2 separate regions of the Homo sapiens genome follow, and region 1 is linked to region 2. A link is a contact called in ENCODE Hi-C or POLR2A ChIA-PET data. All regions are on one chromosome and are shown on one strand. The core of a region is the stretch at or near the end of the contact, and the rest is flanking DNA. Distances in the headings are between cores, read along the strand shown.

The links. Hi-C counts contacts between places; a loop is a spot of excess contacts on that map. ChIA-PET counts read pairs that join two places held with the same protein, here RNA polymerase II (POLR2A). Pooled maps may share reads with other maps.
Region 1: POLR2A ChIA-PET joins it to region 2 with 10 read pairs in WTC11. The contact joins two enhancer-like sites. A Hi-C loop is called at or near these places in 2 of 37 single-sample maps with no recorded cell type and 1 of 50 pooled maps. POLR2A ChIA-PET finds 5 or more read pairs at or near these places in 4 of 52 experiments (GM12878, T-cell, WTC11 and 1 more).

What each region holds. Positions count from the first base shown.
Region 1 is chr13:40,677,979-40,683,186 of GRCh38, forward strand. No RefSeq gene overlaps it. Among named protein-coding and RNA genes, the nearest start is that of FOXO1, 14 kb to the left of the region's middle. RefSeq lists enhancers at 1,931-2,695, 2,696-3,460, 3,461-4,225. Within about 2 kb of position 3,898, at least 3 of the 41 ENCODE cell types and tissues checked have a DNase peak (open chromatin) inside an H3K27ac peak, as active enhancers do.
Region 2 is chr13:40,635,682-40,640,387 of GRCh38, forward strand. The region is part of intron 1 of FOXO1 (forkhead box O1); the gene reads right to left. Among named protein-coding and RNA genes, the nearest start is that of FOXO1, 29 kb to the right of the region's middle. Within about 2 kb of position 2,075, at least 2 of the 41 ENCODE cell types and tissues checked have a DNase peak (open chromatin) inside an H3K27ac peak, as active enhancers do.

The DNA.
Region 1 (5,208 bases), core at 2,648-5,147, 44 kb after region 2:
GAGACGGGGTTTCACCGTGTCAGCCAGGATGGTCTTGATCTCCTGACCTCATGATCCACCCGCCTCGGCCTCCCAAAGTGCTGGGATTACAGGCGTGAGCCACCACGCCCGGCTATTTTTTTGTATTTTTAGTAGAGACGAGGTTTCACTATGTTGGCCATGCTGGTCTCAAACTCCTGACCTCAAGTGATCCACACACCTCGGCCTCCCAAAGTGCTGGGATTATAGGCACGAGCCACCAAGCCTGGCCTATTTTTTATTTTTTTATTAAAAAAATTTTTTTTGAGATGCATTTCGCTCTGTTGCCCAGGCTGGAGTGTGTGGTGGCGCGATCTCTGCTCACTGCAACCTCTGCCTCTGGGTTCAAGCGATTCTCCTGCCTCAGCCTCCCAAGTAGCTGGGACTATAGGTGCGTGCCACCACAACCAGCTAATTTTTTGTTTTTAGTAGAGATGGGGTTTCACCATGTTGGTCAGGCTGGTCTAGAACTCCTGACCTCAGGTGATCTGCCCGCCTTGGCCTCCCAAAGTGCTGGGATGACAGGCATGAGCCACCACGCCCGGCCAATTTTGTATTGTTAATAGAGACTGGGTTTCGCCATCTAGGCCAGGCTGGTCTCGAGCTCCTTACCTCAAATGATTCTCATGCTGCTGCCTCCCAAAGTTCTGGAATTACAGGCATGAGCCACTGTGCCCAGCCTATTTTTTATTTTATTTATTTTTATTTGTTTGTTTGTTTATTTATTTATTTATTTTGAGACGGAGTCTTGCTCTGTCTCCCAGGCTAGAGTGCAGTGGTGTGATCTCGGCTCACTGCAACCTCCACCTCCTGGGTTCAAGTGATTCTCTCGCCTCAGCCTCCCGAGTAGCTGGGACTACAGGTGCACGCCACCACACGCAGCTAATTTTTGTGTTTTTAGTAGAGACAGGGTTTCACCATGTTGACCAGGCTGGTCTCGAGCTCCTGATCTCGTGATCTGCCCGCTTTGGACTCCCAAAGTGTTGGGATTACAGGTGTGAGCCACCGCGCCTGGCCACTGGGCTAATTTTTTAATGTTTTTATAGATATGAGGTCTCACTGTACTGCCCAGGCTGGTCTAAAACTCCTAGCCTCAAGTGATCCTCCTACCTCGGCCTTCCAAAATACTGAGATCACAGGCATGAGCCACTGTGCCTGGATGAAAAATTATTTTTAAATGGGTCGCGATGGAGATTTTATTAAAATGGTCATAATGGATAAAGTACTTTCTTTTGTTTCCTGGAGCTATTCAAGGGCCTTTCTTGGGCTGGATCAGAGTAGACACTTAACTTACCTCCCTCCACGAGCCCTGTGCCACATTCCCTCTTCTCTTAGCTGGCTGAGAAAAAGAACAAGAGAAAAAAGCTAGGGAAATTTTTTAAATAATTATTTCTTACTCAACTGAAAACCCGAAGCGTGCTGCGGTTCTCAAACATACACATGATCATGAGCTCTGATACCCACCAGTGACCAGGCTGCTCCCAGGCACTCAAATTCTTCCTTTCAATGATACTCGTCATTCTTTGACTGATGTTAGCACATCTAAATTCTTTTTTTTCCCTCAAGGAACCTGATTATTCTGGTCTGAATTGTGTTCTTCCTCCCCAAGTTCATATGCTAAATGTCTAACTCCCACTACGGCAGAATATGACTATATTTGGAGACAGGCCCTTTAGAAAGGTGACTAAGTTAAAATGAGACCGTTAGGCTAGGCCTTACCAGTCAAACCTCTGTCCTCATAAGAAAGGGTGATTTGGATGCACAGACGCCAAGGATGCCTGCACAGGGGAAAGACCATGTGAGAACAGGGAGAAGGCAGCCGTCAGCAAACCAAGGAGCAAGGCCTCAGGAGAAAGCAAACCTGCTGGCACTTTGATCTTGGACTCCAGACTGTGAGAAAATAAATTTCTGTTGTTTAAGCCACACAGTCTGTAGTATTTTGTTAGGGCAGCCCTCGCAAATTACAATGACTGTATGATCAATTATGTTTTTCCAAACATAGGTTAGGTTTTTAACATTCAAATGAGGAATGAAAGGACCCTAATTCAGGGAGGCAGTTAAGCAAATAAAGCACTAATTTTAGAGGCAGTCTCAACCAAACCCACTCTTCTAATGCGTAGTTGTTTAACAAAGCGGCACAGTCAGCACCATACAGGAAAACTGACTTACTATGTGCCAGGTATTGTTCTAAGCTTATTTATTTATTTATTTATTTATTTATTCATTTATTTATTTATTTATTAATGAGATGGAGTCTTGCTCTGTCGCCCAGTCTGGAGTGCAGTGGCGCGATCTCGACTCTCGACTCACTGCAACCTCCACCTCCCGGGTTCAAGCAATTCTCCTGCCTCAGCCTCCCGAGTAGCTGGGATTACAGGCACATGCCACCACGCCCAGCTAACTTTTGTATTTTTAGTAGAGACAGGGTTTCACCATGTTGGCCGGGCTGGTCTCAAACTCCTGACCTCAAGTGATCTGCCAGCCTTGGCCTCCCAAAGTGCTGAGATTATAGGCGTGAGCTACCGCACCCAGCCTCTAAGCACTTTTCTATATAAACTCATTTAATCTTCACAAGACCCTACTGGGCAGGTGTGATTGGAAATTGAGGCACAGGGAGGTTGGTTACTTGCACAGCTGGGATACAAACCCAGGCAGGCTAGAGCCACGGCTTTGCTTCTAACCAGTAATCCATGCTGCTTCCTTAGTTAATAGCTCTAATGCTTATTACCCCTCCCTCACCAACCACTCAGCAGGACAAAGTGGTAAATTCAAATTCAGGCTCTACTCCTTATTCCTCCAGGCAGTTTCATTATCTGAGTACTTGGCATAATAATATCTTCCTGCTGTGGGGGTCGCCTGAGATAATGATACAGGTGCTTGCCTGTGGAATCAGCCCCAGGCACTGCAGGCCTGTTTGCAGTCCCCTCTGTATCTCGGGTCTCAAGTTCCCTCTGATGATATTCAAAGAAACTCCACCAGGGCCTTAGGTTCCATCAGGGGCTTCTTCCAGATCATCTTGTATCGGTAACGCACAATGATTCAGCCACACCCATCCACAAAGGCTCATTACCTCTTGCTTTCAGTAAACCAGGCTGAACACAGGTAAGAATAGGAGAAAAAAGAGGTCCCAACTCATGCTTCCCTGACCCCTGTATCTCTTCCCTAGGCTTCTGGAGAGCCTGCCCGAGGCAGCTGGCAGCCCTTAGAACATTAGAAGGAGAAAGTTTTTGGATGCAAAGTATTCGTGAGGAGGGCTCATTGAAAAGAAAAGGCAGCCTATTGAAATTCAAGTTAAGCTTAGACCAGATCCTATGGCTAACTCCCATAGGATATCCTCCCGCTATCTCATGTGGGGATAGCCATAGGATCTGGTCTATGCTTGCAGAGCCATACAACCCTCCTCCCCACACCCAGTTGCCCGTAAGTACAATTTGAGCTCCCCACCCACCATGGTCTGCTGTACATCTTGATACCAGACCTGCCTTTCCTGGAGCTGGCCTCAGATGGATTCAGCTGGATCCAGTCCAACCAGATTGTAAGCTCTGGCCCTCCAGATAACCTCTGTGGCTTCCTCCAGGCCTCCCACAGTTGGGGCCTCTTGGAATCACAGTTGATAATGTTAGTTGCCAGCAATCACCCCGATCTCTAAAACTTCATCTCCGTGCTTTCCGTTCCTTTGCCAACCACCTGTTCAGGCTGATGATGACATTTAATGAATCTCCTTCCTTCCTAGTCTTGATAACAGCACAGGTCCCTCACCATACGAAGAGAAACAGCCTTTCAAGAACCTGCTTTGGAAATTGGCACTCTCGACATACAACTGCATTCCTTTCAGCTCACATTACTGCAGCTGCTCCAGTGCCAGCATCTAAACCATCTCATCTTGTGTCCAGTGCAGTGAAATCACCTTGTGGGGAGAGCAGTCAATGTGTTGGTAGGGACCAAGGGCCGAGCCTACCCCACTGGGAACTGGCTGGGCTGGGCCCTGTGTTTGATAGAAATCCTAACATATTCAGAGCCATAGGAATTTTCTTTTTTCTTATGCTGATAGTTTACTTCCATACTACTAAAATTTGCAAAACAAAATGCCACAGGCTAGGCTAAATACAGTGCACATTCTATCTCTCTCTCTTTTTTTTTTTTTTTTACATTTTTTTGAGACAGAGTTTCACTTTTGTCGCCCAGGCTGGAGTGTAATGGCATGATCTGGGCTCACTGCAACCTCCATCTCCCGAGTTCAAGCAATTCTCCTGCCTCAGTCTCCCAAGTAGCTGGGATTACAGGCACCCGCCCCCAACCATGCCTGGCTAATTTTTTTTTTGTATTTTTAGTAGAGATGTGGTTTCACCATGTTGGCCAGGCTGGTCTCAAACCCCTGACCTCAGGTGATCCACCTGCCTCGGCCTCCCAAAGTGCTGGGATTACAGGCGTGAGCCACCGCGCCGGCCATAGTGCACATTCTCACATGCGCTGCATGGCCACAGGGAAAGGCATAAGCTTTCTTGTCCCCCTCCATCTGATATAAATAAATAATCCAAGAAACAGAGCATTTACTTTTTCAGGACCAGATTTATTCATGGTATTGGCTGCTCTTCTGGTAAATGAGCTCGGCTTCCAGGAATCAAGCCTGCCCACGTAAACATGGCACCCCGACCCCTGAGAATGTTAGCTGGCCACTCCTCACCATATACTCCTGCCATACCACAAGTGGATGGCTAAATGGTTCACGCCCAAACTGTCATCTATCTAGAAGCTATTACAATCTAGATTTTTAAAGTTACGTATTCTAGATCCACAAAAGGTACAACAGACTAAGTGCACTTAAGTTTTGCAATTTGTTTCAGCTTGAAGGATTTCCATACGTAATTGCCCACAGTTGTTATGCAGTGTCAGAGAGCTAGCACAAAAGGCGGTCTCCCTGAGACATAAACCAATCTAAACAGAGCTGTCACTATAGTTTTTACACAGATGATGATTCTCCCTTCTGCAAATTTAGGTCATGGTAATCTGTCTGTTACTTTTGATCTTCCCATTGAACTATGTTTCTCCATCTTGCTAGTGTCTTCGATCGTTTTCTTTTGTGAAGGGGCAAAAGAAAAGTTATCCAAAAATTCTTTTTCCACTCTGGTAAAAGTAGTTTTAAGATAATACTAAAAAGTAATGTTTTATCGCCCTCTACTGGTATATGAC
Region 2 (4,706 bases), core at 825-3,324:
TAATCACTGCCCTCTACAGTCAATAAGGCTGATGCCTTGTGCAGGAAAGGCCTCTGGATGGTCAGGCACACCACTGAGGAGAGTGAGTCCTCTCCCCTCCACTGAGGGCCTGCCCTGCCCACTTCTGGGGACGTGACAGAGGTCCCAGCCATCAGGATGAGCTGTACTCTACCTGCTGCCCCTCCCTGGGGACCAGATGCATGCATGTGACAGACCCACAGTGGCGCCCATCTGTAAAAACCAGTGGGAGCCAGCACTGTGGCTCACCCTGTAATCCCAGCCCTTTGGGAGGCTGAGGCAGGCGGATCACCTGAGGTCGGGAGTTCGAAACTAGCCTGGCCAACATGATGAAACCCTGTCTGTACTAAAAATACAAATATTAGCCAGGCGTGGCATGGTGCGGTACACCTGTAGTCCCAACTACTTGGGAGGCGGAGGCAGGAGAATCGCTTGAACCTGGGAGGCGGAGGTTGCAGTGAACTCAGATCTCACCACCCTACTCCAACCTGGGCCACAGAGCGAGATTCCATCAAAAAAAAAACAAAAAACAAAAAACAAAATGGTGGGGTCTGTTAAACATTTGCCACACAAGCTGTACAACCTCAAACAAGGTAGGGTCCTCTACCTCTCTGGGTCTCCATTTCCTGACCTGTAAAATGTTGATGATACTTACACCATGAAAGGCTACTGTAAGAATAAAATAATGGGCTGGGCCCAGTGGCTCATGCCTGTAATCTCAGCACTCTGGGAGGCCAATATGAGAGGACTGCTTGAGGCCAGGAGTTCAATACCAGCCTGGTCGATATAGCAAGATCCCATTTCTATTTTTCAAAAACTTTTTTTTTTTTTTTTTTTTGAGACAGAGTTTCACTCTTTGTTGCCCAGGCTGGAGTGCAGTGGCACAATCCCAGCTCACTGCAACCTCCACCTCCTGGGTTCAAATGATTCTCCCGTCTCAGCCTCCCAAGTAGCTGAGATTACAGGCATGCACCACCACACCCAGCTGACTTTTGTATTTTTAGTAGCTGGTCTCAAACTCCTGACCTCAGGTGATTCACCCGCCTTGGACTCCCAAAGTGCTGGGATTACAGGCGTGAGCCACCACACCTGGCCAAAAAATAATAATAATATTGTTTTAAAAGAAGGAAATAACAAGAAGCCTAGCACAATACCTGGTGGAGTACAAGTGCTAGGCTGAATAAACTACTGTAATTATAAACAGTGACTTTTCCTGAATACTATGCGCTAGGTACTGTTCTTTAGGCACCTTACCATGTATTATTAATTTATGTAGCTCTCATAACAACCCTTGATCATTATTGCACCAACTTACAAATGAGGAAACTGAGGCATGAAGATTAAGAACTTCATTCACAAGTGGAGGAAGGTTGGATTCAAACTTGACAGAAAGATACCCCAACTCAACACTGTGACAGCCTTTCTGGTGGCAGTGGCAATTGATCCCATGTAAAAAGCTTATGGCCGAGCGCGGTGGCTCACGTCTGTAATCTCAGCACTTTGGGAGTGCCAAGGCAGGCGGATCAGGAGGTCAGGAGATTGAGGCCATCCTGGCTAACACGGTGAAACCCCGTCTCTACTAAAAATACAAAAAATTAGCCGGGCATGGTGACACGTGCCTGTAGTCCCAGCTACTCAGGAGGCTGAGGCAGGAGAATAGCTTGAACCCGGGAGGCGGAGGTTGCAGTGAGCCAAGATCGTGCCACTGCACTCCAGCCTGGGCAACAGAGTGAGACTCCATCACAAAAAAAAAAAAAAAAAAAAAAAAAGGTTACAATAGGTCCTGCTGGGATTTCACCCTCAACCTTACGTCTTCCTAGCTATCAAATTTTAACCAACTCAAAAAATGTCAGCCTTCTATTTTCTGCTTTCTATATATAATCTGTACTTCACCAAAGTAATGATAATAATAGCTACCATTTATAAAACACTTCCTACACAGCAAACGCTACTCTAGAACACATTTTATGTTTTGTTCAATTCTCACAACAACCTATAAGAGTTACTATTTACATTCTTCACACGAGTAAAGAGCAGCACAGGAGGTCAACTGCCCAAGTGATAAAGTTGGTAAGCACTGAAGGCAGAACTCCACCCAGGCAGTGTGACCGGCAAACCGAAGCACTTACGCACTCTACTATACTGACTTCCTCAGCAACTACTCACTTTATGGGAATAACTGGTTATTTAGATAAGCAATACTATACAGAACTGCAGAAAAAGTTCATGTTTATCTGTATTACAGATGAGACTAAGATACTGGAGGCACCACACTTAGGGTCATTTGCAAGCTGTAGTACACATTTTACTGCCAACAGTCCACTACTGAGTTAACAGTGATATGTCTACCCACTTAAAAGTTTTTGTATTTTAAAAAATTCTTGAAATTTGGTTTTTCTGTCAGTAGACTTCAGTGGCAGAAAGGCTGGAATGCTGTGAAGGTTCTTTCTGTTTCTAAATTTAGGAACAGCAAGGATTGGTTTAGGGTCAGTTTAGTACAATGACAGCAGTGAACCAGATCATTTAATTTAAGGACCTAGTAATTTAAAAGGATGCACTAGAAAAACATGTCAAGCCAGATGAGAACCTCTGGCATCACCATCATCACCATAAGGAGATAACTTATAGAGGAACGTTGAAGTGATGTAAGGAAGACATTATATGAAAGAATACATTTTTGCTTCTCCAACAAAAAAAAAAGCTAAAATTTGTCATTTTTAAATGTCTGTTTCATTCCCATTGTGTGTGAGAAACTAAATATTAAGATGTTTCCTGGGACCAGAAAGGAAAAGTAAATAGAATTCTGCCCTTAAAAGCTTACAGTCCAATGAGATTTGGGGGCGAGAGACTAACTCACAAAAAGTTCCAAGAGAGAGCACACCTGTTAAGGGGGGAATCAAAGGAAACAGAGAAATCCCATTCAATTGGGGAGGAAATCAAGACAACAAGCTTCACAAAAAAGGCAGCAAAATAGGCAGTCTGGGAGGAGGAGGAGGGGGCCTAAGGTTTCAGAAGGTGGCAATGGTCCTAGGAAAATACATGCCCACTCACGACAGTGGTGAGAAGTGGTCATCAGAAGGATGGGCACTGTATTCATACTGTGATGAGGCACTGAAGGCAGTAGAAACTTCAGACCATCACTGGAAGTTCTGAAATGGAAGGAAGGGGGGCAGGGCAGCGCACCACCTCTGTAACTCCAGAACAGTCACTAAGGCCAGGCACGGTGGCTCACGCCTATAATCCAAGCACTTTGGGAGGCCAATGCGGGTGGATCACCTGACGTCAGGAGTTCGAGACCAGCCTGACCAACATGGTAAAACCCCGTCTCTACTAAAAATACAAAAATTAGCCAGGTGTGGTGGTGCGTGCCTGTAATCCCAGCTACTTGGGAGGCTGAGGCAGGAGAATCGCTTGAACCCGGGAGCAGGGGGTTGCAGTGAGCTGAGATCAGATAGTGCCACTGCACTCCAGCCTGGGCAACAAGAGGGAAACTCTGTCTTTAAAAAAAAAAACAACAACAGTTACTAAGACAATGAAAAGGGAAGCAGGGATATGGAGAAGGTTCAAGAGCCAGCAGAGTGACTCATCTCTTCAGAGGTCACAAGCCTCAGGGCTGATGGAATAGGAGGTCAGACCCTCTGACAGTCTAACCCTGCTTGGCCCTACCACAGGGTCGCCTGTCAGTAGTCCAGAGCCCTACACGTCATTCTTCTAGTTTTAGGTGCAGTAAATAAAAACACTAGTAACTAAGTTAGGAATTCTCTCAGTTTTTTATTCCAATAGTTCAAAATCACTCACTAAGCAACAAAGGCATTTTCATGCAGGAAAAAAATAAACTAATTTTGTCTAGAGCAGGGAGGGTTTCACAACTTCAGCACTACTGACACACATAGTGGCCAGCACTACTGGTCAGATAATTCTCTGTTATGGGAGGTCGGTCCTGTGCTTTGCACGGTGTTTAGCAGCACCCCTGATCTCTAATCACTAGATGCCAGTAGCAACACATCCCCACCCAAGCTGTGACAACAAAAGATGTTTCTTGAATTGCCAAATGTCAGAGGGACCAGCTGAGAACCACTAGCCCAGTCTTTAGCAGAGGAAGAATTTAGACCTAATTAGAAGTTTTTTCCTTTCTCCCTTCTATCTGAAAAATCTTCGAAAATAAAACGACTGAGAACGGGAGAGAGCAACCTTTGCCTTATGTGGCAAACCCAATCCCTCAATCCTCACGACAATCTTAGCAAGTGCTATCCTCATTATACATGTGAGAAAACCTATCCTTAAATGTTAATTTGTCCAAGGTTAAGTTAAACAAGCTTGAACGGATTTGTGACAATACTCAAGGTTCTAAACACTACAGAACCTCTGCCCCCACAGGGCCATAGATTCCACTCCTTGAATAAAACAAACATTAAAAACTCTAGATAATCCTACACTAAAATAGCACAAATCCTGTCCATCTATTAGGAACCAATTACTCAAGAAAAAGCTAAAGGGCCACACACTTCATGCAAGCATCATATGTAAAGGGAATTAAAAGAATTGCTTTAGGTCACTGTGATTTCTTTTAAAGGATAAGGAAAGGGAAAGGGAGGGACGATGAACATTATTTGGAAGCAGAGTCCTAAGCCAAGCAATGTCTGGCTCTGAAGGTAGCCCTGGTTACCACTGCCTCTGAACTACACTAC